Regions from separate parts of the Homo sapiens genome. Here region 1 is linked to region 2. Evidence: chromatin contacts called from ENCODE Hi-C or POLR2A ChIA-PET data. All regions are on one chromosome and are shown on one strand. The core of a region is the stretch at or near the end of the contact, and the rest is flanking DNA. Distances in the headings are between cores, read along the strand shown. Region 1 holds the start of ZNF443 (zinc finger protein 443). Region 2 holds the start of ZNF878 (zinc finger protein 878).

The links. A loop is a pair of places that touch in the nucleus more often than their neighbours do. ChIA-PET counts read pairs that join two places held with the same protein, here RNA polymerase II (POLR2A). Pooled maps may share reads with other maps.
Region 1: a pooled map shows a loop between it and region 2 (4-fold over the local background). The contact joins the promoter of ZNF443 here to the promoter of ZNF878 in region 2. A Hi-C loop is called at or near these places in 1 of 168 maps with a recorded cell type or tissue (PC-9), 1 of 37 single-sample maps with no recorded cell type and 7 of 50 pooled maps. POLR2A ChIA-PET finds 5 or more read pairs at or near these places in 1 of 52 experiments (WTC11).

The regions. Positions count from the first base shown.
Region 1 is chr19:12,438,911-12,443,050 of GRCh38, reverse strand. ZNF443 (zinc finger protein 443) reads left to right here and starts at 2,030. Exons shown (of 4, transcript NM_005815.5): 1 at 2,030-2,139. The coding sequence starts at 2,137. RefSeq lists an enhancer at 1,582-1,851 and a silencer at 2,262-2,351.
Region 2 is chr19:12,051,314-12,055,658 of GRCh38, reverse strand. ZNF878 (zinc finger protein 878) reads left to right here and starts at 2,698. Exons shown (of 4, transcript NM_001080404.3): 1 at 2,698-2,860. The coding sequence starts at 2,858. RefSeq lists an enhancer at 2,359-2,864 and a silencer at 3,053-3,102.

The sequences.
Region 1 (4,140 bases), core at 781-3,280, 390 kb before region 2:
CATTAATGCAACTAAGAACAACTATATGCCAATAAACTGGAAAACCTAGAAGAAACTGATAAATTCCTAGGCAGATAGAACATAGCAACATTGAACCATGAAGAAATAAAAAACCTGAACAGACCAATAACAAATAATGAGATCAAAGCCATAATAAAAAGTCTCCTAGCAAAGAAAACCCCAGAACCCAGTGGCTCCACTGCTGAATTCTACCAACATTTAAAAAAGAACTAATACCAATCTTACTCAAACTATTCCAAAAAACAGAGGAGAAGGCAATACTTCCAAATTTATTTTACAAAGCCAATATTACTTTGACACCAAAACCAGACAAAGACATGTCAGAAAAAGAAAACTATAGGCCAGTGTCACTGATGAATATTGATGCAAAAATCCTCAACTCAATACTAGCAAACTGAATTTAACAATACACCAAAAAGATCATTCATCATGACCAAGTGGGCTTTATCCCTGGGATGCAAGGATGGTTCAATATATGCAAATCAATCAATGTGATGTATCATTTCAACAGAATAAAGGGCAAACACCATATAATCATTTCAATGTGCACTGAAAAAGCTTTTGATAATATTTAACATCCCTTCATGATAAAAACCCTAAAAAAAAGTGGGTAAAGAAGGAGCATACCTTAACATAATAAAAGCTATATATGGCAGACCCACAGCTAGCATGATAATGAATGGGGAAAAACTGAAAGCCCTTCCTGTAAGATCTGGAACACAATAAGAATGCCCACTTTTACCACTGTTGTTCAACACAGTACTTGAAGTCCCAGCTAGAGCAATAAGACAAAAAAAAAAAAAAGAAAAAAAAAGAAATAAAGGGCATCCATATTGGGAAGGAAGAAGTCAAATTATCCTTGTTTGCATATAATATGATCTTATATCTGGAAATACCTAAAGACTCCACCAAAAAAGTATTAGAACTGAGAAATAAATTCAGTAAAGTTGCAGTATACAATATCAACACACAAAAATCAATAACATTTTTATATGCCAACAGTGAACAATCTGAAGCTACTTGAGAGGCTGAGGTGGGAGGATTGCTTGAGCTTAGGAGGTAGAGGTTGCAGTGAGCCATGATGGCCCCACTGCACTCCAGCCTAGGTAACAGAGCAAGACCCCATCTCAAACAACCAAAAATGTGTAGAAGGATGGTTACCAGAGGCTGCGAAAAGTAGTAGCGAGGAGTAGTTATGGGGGAAGTGGGGATGGTTAATAGGTATAAAAAATAGTTACAAAGAATGAATAAGACCTAGTATTTGCTAGCACAACAGAGTGACTATAGTAAAAAATAATTTAATTGTACATTGAAAAATCTTGAAAAATTTCATTGAAAAAGAGCATAATTGGAGCCAGGCGCAGTTGCTCACGCCTCTAATCCCAGAACTTTGGGAGGCCAAGGTAGGCGGATCACGAGGTCACGAGTTTGAGACCAGCCTGGCCAACATGGTGAAACCCAGCCTCTACTGAAAAATACAAAAATTAGCCGGGTGGTGGCGCGTGCCTGTAATCCTAGCTACTCGGGAGGCTGAGGCAGGAGAATTGCTTGAACCCACCCAGGAGGCGAAGGTTGCAGTGAGCCTCGCACCATTGCACTCTAGCCTGGGCGACAGAGCAAGACTCCCTCTCGAGGAAAAAAAAAAAAAAAGATATAATTAGTTTGTCAGTCCGTGTCCAGGAGGAAGAAGCAGGAGGTCCTATTGAGTACGGGCAGGAAATTCCGCTTAAGTGCAAATATAACCCGGGAGGATTCAGATCAAAGAGCAGGGAGGAAGCCCCCCCTGCCAAGGGCTGTGTCAGGAACTTGCTCATCCGGCTCCACTCAGCTGTGCAAGATCGCTTCTTCTGTCAATCAGCCCTCAGGGGGCGGGACCTGACGCCCTATCCAATCAGGGGCGTGGGGCGGGTTCGTGGGAACTGTCAATCAGGCACTGCCCAGAGAAGTGTGTGTGGTTGAAAAAGCCCGCGGCGTCTGCTCCACCCACCTGCGCTCGGCTCTGGGTTCTGTAGCTGAGAGACGACCTGGAAGTTCTGAGGCAGCCTTTGTCTGGCTGGAACACGCATTGGCAGCGGGAGCTGTCGGTAGGACCTGGGACACCGCGGAAGTCGGGAAATGGTGCGTGTGCTGGGCCGGCGTCCCGAGGCGGGGGAGGGGTTAGGTGGAACCGGCCGTAATCGGCTGTGGCTGGACCCGGGCCTCCCCAAGGGCGACTTCGGGATCTACGGACCCGGGTCCCCCTGGCGTAGGTCGGCCCTCGGCCGCAGGGTGGGGCTGGGCATGCAGCCGGGACCCCGGGCGTCCTGTCCCGTTCCTGCGCGGCGACTGCGGCCCCGGCGCCCTCTCTGGGCAGCTCCGAGCCCGCAGCCCCGGGTCTCCCCAGATTGTGCGGCTGTAACCAACACAGGTTCGCGGCCCGACTCACTGCACCGAGACGCCGAGGGCTGCAGCAGAAACGGTTTAACAGGAGGAGAGGGGAGGACACCCCAGATCCGCCTCCCTGAGGGATTTGGGGTCTGGACGGGGGCGGCTGGGTGTAGCGTCCTTGGTTGGTGGGGAAGTGAGGGGTGAATCCTGGGACAGGAGGTGAAGAAACCGCATTCTGCTGAGAGGGCTCCCTCGTGGGGTCTTCAACCTGGTTGGCGCCAGCCTTTCTGCTGGGATTCAGGATCTGAGAACTCCGGCGACTCTTGAGCAGCACTCGGAGATCTTATCCCCAGGCACAATGGGGAAGCCGGCGGTCAGCGTCTGCTGTGACCTGACTCTCAGGGAGGCGGCCCCTTGAGGCAGCGGGGCTGAGGGCACCTGTTTAATATCTAACTGCAATCTCGCCTCCAGCCTGGCTCGCAGTTCCTGTGAACCCGGTGAGGAGGCTGCACGGTGACGACGAGTCACCAGGTGGAATCCAGACTCGTGTGTGGGGTTTGTGTGTGGGAGGAGCTGTGGTTTCCGTGGTCCTCAGTCCTTTCTTCCTTTCCAAGGGCGACCGTTTCCCCTCTGAGTCTTCCAAAGACGTGGGCAGCAGGGTCTCAAATCCACCACTGTGTTCTCTCATCCTGACTCTTCCTAGGGCTGGCAGCAAATCTCTTGGTTTCCAGAGACTTCCCCAGGCTAACCTTCTGTCCTTAATTCACAGCAACAGTATGAACTGTTTGGCCCCAGGCGATATTTCACTAGTTTGTCATCTTGTTTTCAGCTAGCAATGTATGGCTTTTTCTTGAAAGAATTGTTTTGGGTTCCTGAACACGGTGGGTCATTCCTGTAATTCCAGCACCTTGGGAGGCTAAGGCAGAGGTATTGCTTGATCCCAGTAGTTCCAGACCAGCCTGGGCAACATGGCAAGACTTTGTCTCTAGTGTAAATGATAATAATAAAATTAGCTGGGCTTGGTAGCTGGCACCTGTAGTCGCAGCTACTCCTGAGGCTGAGGTGGGATGATGGCTGGAGCCCAGGAGTTTGAAGTTGCAGTGAGCTATGATCGTGCCTCTGCATCCCAGCCTAGGCAACAGAGGCCGACCCTGTCTCAAAAAAAATGGATGTCCACAGCTGCCAAGTCTCTTGGAGGGTCTAGTGAATATCATCCCCTGGGTCACTCCTCCCAGGGGACAGCCTGAGATGGAAGGTGTGGCCCCCTGGGGAGCAACTGGATCCACTGGGATGGGAGGAATCTTCTGGTATATAATTCCTGTAAAAAGCTAACTCCTGGGACACTCACCTTTTCTTCCCAACCCTAGTTTCCATTCCTTGGAGACACATGACTGAACAGCCAATTTCATGGTCATATTCCATAGGAAAAAAAACGGAAATGATTTTTGCCTTCTGGACTCTCTCAGACTTAAAAGGTAGAAAGTTATATCTAAGGACTGGAGAACCTGCCCTTTGAGGTAGTGCAAGATCCTGAAAAGCACACAAGGCAGTGTCTCCTAGGAGGGTGGTGAGTGTCTCCTAGGAGGGTGGCGAACAGAATAGGGTTAAGGGATGTCCCAGGTGATAGGATGACCTGCACTGATTGTTGCATTAGACTTTTCTGTGTTCCAGTCAGCACTGCTGATTCCTGAGTTTGTTAGCTTGAAAAGATATGTTTACTCTTTTCAGCCTAAATTTTTGATTAACCGTGAA
Region 2 (4,345 bases), core at 1,449-3,948:
CCAGCCTGGGCGAGGGAGTGAGACTCTGTCTCAAAAAAAAAAAGAAAAGAAAAGAAAGTGACCTTATGTGGTCCTCACTACTTATTATACACTAATTATAAAGCATTAACATGCTAACAAACACTCCCACAAGCGCCATGGCAGTTTACAAATACCATGGCAATATCCAGACGTTACCCTATGTGGTATAACAAGAGGTAGGAACCCTCAGTTCTGGGAATTGCCTGCCCCTTTCCCAGAACACTCATGAATAATCCACCCCTTGTTTAGCACATAATCAAGAAATAACTATAAGTATACATTGTCAGGCAGACCATGCTGCTGCTCTGTCTATGGAGTAGCCATTCTTTTGTTTCTTTACTTCTGTAATAAACTTGCTTTTACTTTATGGACTCACCCTGAATTTGTTCTTACATGAGGTCCAAGAACTCTCTTTTGGGGTCTGGATTGGTACCCCTTTCTGGTAATAAGATTAAACTGACTCCAGGTGAGAGTTTCCCGCTAATGAAAATGAAGGTGTGGAGAGGAGGGGGAGTTTCCACACTGTGAGGAGAAGATGGGTGTATGTGAGGAAACCTTGGCCATGCCTCATCCCGATTCTTGCCCCACTGCAGGAGATCTGTCTCTCCCTCCTGGAGCAGTCATACATGGCCTTGTTCCCCTCCTGCCCTGAGACAAGGGGATGGCTTTGTGGGGGTGATAGACTCTTCGTGTCCTAAAGGTTTGCTGAAAACTAATTGATCTGAGGCAGATTGATTAATAGAAAAGAAGGCATGCAAATGTATTTAACATGTATACATGGGAACCTTCAGAATGAAGACACACCCAGCTATAAGACAGAGAAGATTATATAGCGACCTGAGGTCAGTAAATTAGGTTTAGTAGCAAGACAGCTTAGTAGACTGAGAAAGGAAGAGGCTTGGCTAGAGGTGGACTGTTACGTAGATGATGTCTCCCCCAGAGAATAGACTTTTTTCCTTTTTATGAGACAAGGTCTCACTCTGTCACCTAGGCTCGAGTGTAATGGTGCAATCTCTGCTCACTACAACCTCCGTCTTCTGGGTTCAAGCAATTGTCCTGCTTCAGCCCCCCGAATAGCTGGGATCACAGGTGTGTGCCACCAAACCCAGCTCATTTTTATATTTTTGGTAGAGATGGGATTTCGTCAAGTTGGCCAGGCTGGTCTCAAACTCCTGACCTCAAGTGATCCACCCACCTCGGCCTCCCAAAGTGCTGGGATTACAGGCATGAGCCACCATGCCTGGCCCTAATCTATTTACTTATCTTTTTGGTAGAGACCTGGTCTCACTGCGCCCGGCCACTGGTTTTTTGTTTTGTTTTGTTTTGTTTTTTTGAGACACAGTCTTGCTCTGTGGCCCAGGCTGGAGTACAGTGGTGCGATCTCTGCTCACTACAAGCTCCACCTCCCGTGTTCTCGCCATTCTCCTGCCTCAGCCTCCCGAGTAGCTGGGACTACAGGCGCCCACCACCACGCCCGGCTAATTTTTTTTTTGTATTTTTAGTAGAGACGGGGTTTCACCGTATTAGCCAGGATGGTCTCGATCTCCTGACCTCGTGATCCGCCCACCTCGGTCTCCCAAAGTGCTGGGATTACAGGCGTGAGCCACTGCGCCCGGCCAGCGCCCGGCCATTTAAAAAAATTTTAAATAATAAAGACAGGGATCGGCGGGCGAGGTGGCTCACGCCTGTAATCCCAGCACTTTAGGAGGCCGAGGCGGGCGGATCACCTGAGGTCGTGAGTTCGAGACCAGCCTGACCAACATGGAGAAACCCCGTCTCTACTAAAAATACAAAATTAGCGGGGCGTGGTGGCGCATGTCTGTAATCCCAGCTATTTGGGAGGCTGGGGCAGGAGAATCGCTTGAACCTGGGAGGCGGAGGTTGCAGTGAGCCAAGATCTCGTGCCACTGTGCTCCAGCCTGGGCGACAGATCGAGACTGTCTAAAAAAAAAAAAAAAAAAGAAAGAAAGACAGGGATCTCGCTGTGTTGATGATGTTGGCCTCAAACTCCTTGCTTCAAGGGATCCTTCCGCCTCAGTTTGCCAATGTGGTGGGATTATAGACATGAGTCACCATGTGCTACCTCTCTTCAGATTTTAAAGGTGTCAAACTCTCAATAGCTTTTAGATCAGGGAAAGGAAAAGAACGGGGGAGCTGGCAGTGCTTCATTAACGGAGATTCTCTACAAATGTAAATTTCCCCCTCAAAAGACAGTTTTGCAAGGCCACCTTTTGTTTGCTGGCCAAGCAGCAGCCATTTCAAAACTGTCAAAGAAATATATTTTGGCAGGGCAATATCTTGGGGCAAAATATTTTAATGTCTTTCACATTTTGTGGACACTGAATCTGGAATTCCCTGCACACTTGTGTCCCGTGTAGGATGAAGGGGCAGGGACGGCCCACGGAGTGAGGAAGACAACAGTGTCCCTTCTAGCAGTTCGGAGCAAGTTTGGCCGAAGGCAAATATTCGAAGTAAAGGTGGGAGGGAGGGAGGGAGCTGACCTTGGAAAGTGTGGCCAGAACCAGTCGCTTCGGCTCTGCAGCGCCCAGTTACCCGGGGCTTCTGCTGTCACTCAGGGAAGGGGGCGGAGTCTAGACCCCTATCCAATCAGGGGCGCTAGGGCGGGGCCCTGCCACTGTCCTCCAGGGAAGGGGAGGTTGCATTCCCGCTCTCTTCACTCCTAGGGCTGCTCGCGCTAGTTAAGGTCTGGGGCTTTCTTGCTCCGAGAGGGACCAGTTACTTCCGCCGTAGCTGCTGTTGCTCTGTCGACTGCGCTGTGACCTGCACTGTTCACGGGACCTTTAGAGAGGACGCCAGAATACCTGGAAGCCAGGAAATGGTGAGCATGCGGTGCTGGGGAGTCCCAAGGCGAAAGGAGGGACTGGGTGGAACCGAGAGGAACCCGCTGTGGCGGGGCCCGGGCCCCCCTGCAGCGACTCTGGGCTCCAGACACAGTCCCCCTAGCGCAGCTCGGCCCTCGGTCCCCTCGGCCGCTGGGTGGAGCTGGGCCGGCAGCCGGGACCCCGGGCGTCCTGTCCGGTCCCTGCGCGGCGACTGCGGCCCCGGCCCCGGCTCCCTCTCTGAGCAGCTCCGCGCCCGCAGCCCCGCGTCTCCCCAGATTGTGCGGTGACCATGGAAGGGTCATGGGGGATCCTGCCTCGGGTGTGGGGTTCGTGTGGGAGGAGCTGTGGGCTGTGGGGTCCCCAGTTCCTTTTTTTTTCCAGTTAAAAATTAAACTGAGGCACTGTTAAAAAATGAGAGTTTATTTTAGCAAACAGCGATTAATGAATGAGAAACTCCCAGTCCTGGCTTGTGGTTTGGTAACGGAAAAACCCAAATCGTGTAGAATAAGTTTATTCTGAGCCGAATAGGAGAGACCTCGGCTGAGGGAAACACAACCCCGCGAAGTCTGGAGTAAGCAATCCCGAGGCAGCTCCTGACAGTTTGGTTTTATTCATTTCAGGGAGACAGGAATTGCAGGAAAATGATGAATCAGTGCCGGGAAGGTGTAAGTTCCTTTGGCCGAAAGGCGGGACACATGGAAGCGGGGTTAGAAGGCACAGGTGGTGGAGGGATTCTGTAGGTGGCAGTTGGTTGAGAGTGTGTAAAGCTTTGTCTAAAATTTGGAGGCTGTAGGAAGGAGGGCTGTTATCTGCCACGTTATTCCATCCCAGTCCCCGCCCCCTTCCCCAAAAGACCTGTTTTTATTTTACCAGATTTTTATATTTTTGAGACGGAGTCTCGCTCCGTCGCCCCAGGCTGAAGTGCTGTGGCGCCATCTCGGCTCACTGCAACCTCCGCCTCCCGGGTTCAAGCGATTCTCTTGCCTCAGCCTCCCGAGTAGCTGGGACTACAGGCGCCAGCCACCACGCCCGGCTAATTTTTGTATTTTTAGTAGAAACGGGTTTCACCATATTGGCCAGGCTGGTCTTGAACTCCTCCTGACTTTGTGATCCGCCCACTTCGGCCTCCCAAGGTACTGGGATTACAGGCGTGAGCCACTGCGCCCGGCCAATTTTTGTATTTTTAGTAGAGACGGGGTTTCATGATATTGGCCAGGCTGGTCTCGAACTCCTGACCTCGTGATCCACCCTCCTCGGCCTCCCAAAGTGCTGGGATTACAGTGGAATGCCCCACTGCACTCCAGCCATGGTGAAAGAATGAGACTGTCTCAAAAAAAAAAAGTTAAGCTCCTTCTTATATAGGCAAAAAACAAAGAAATTTAATTATCGCAACAATTAGTACAACTAAATTAATTGTACAATTAATTTAATACAACTAATTAGTACAACTAAATTAATTATACAATTTAGTTACAGGTTTT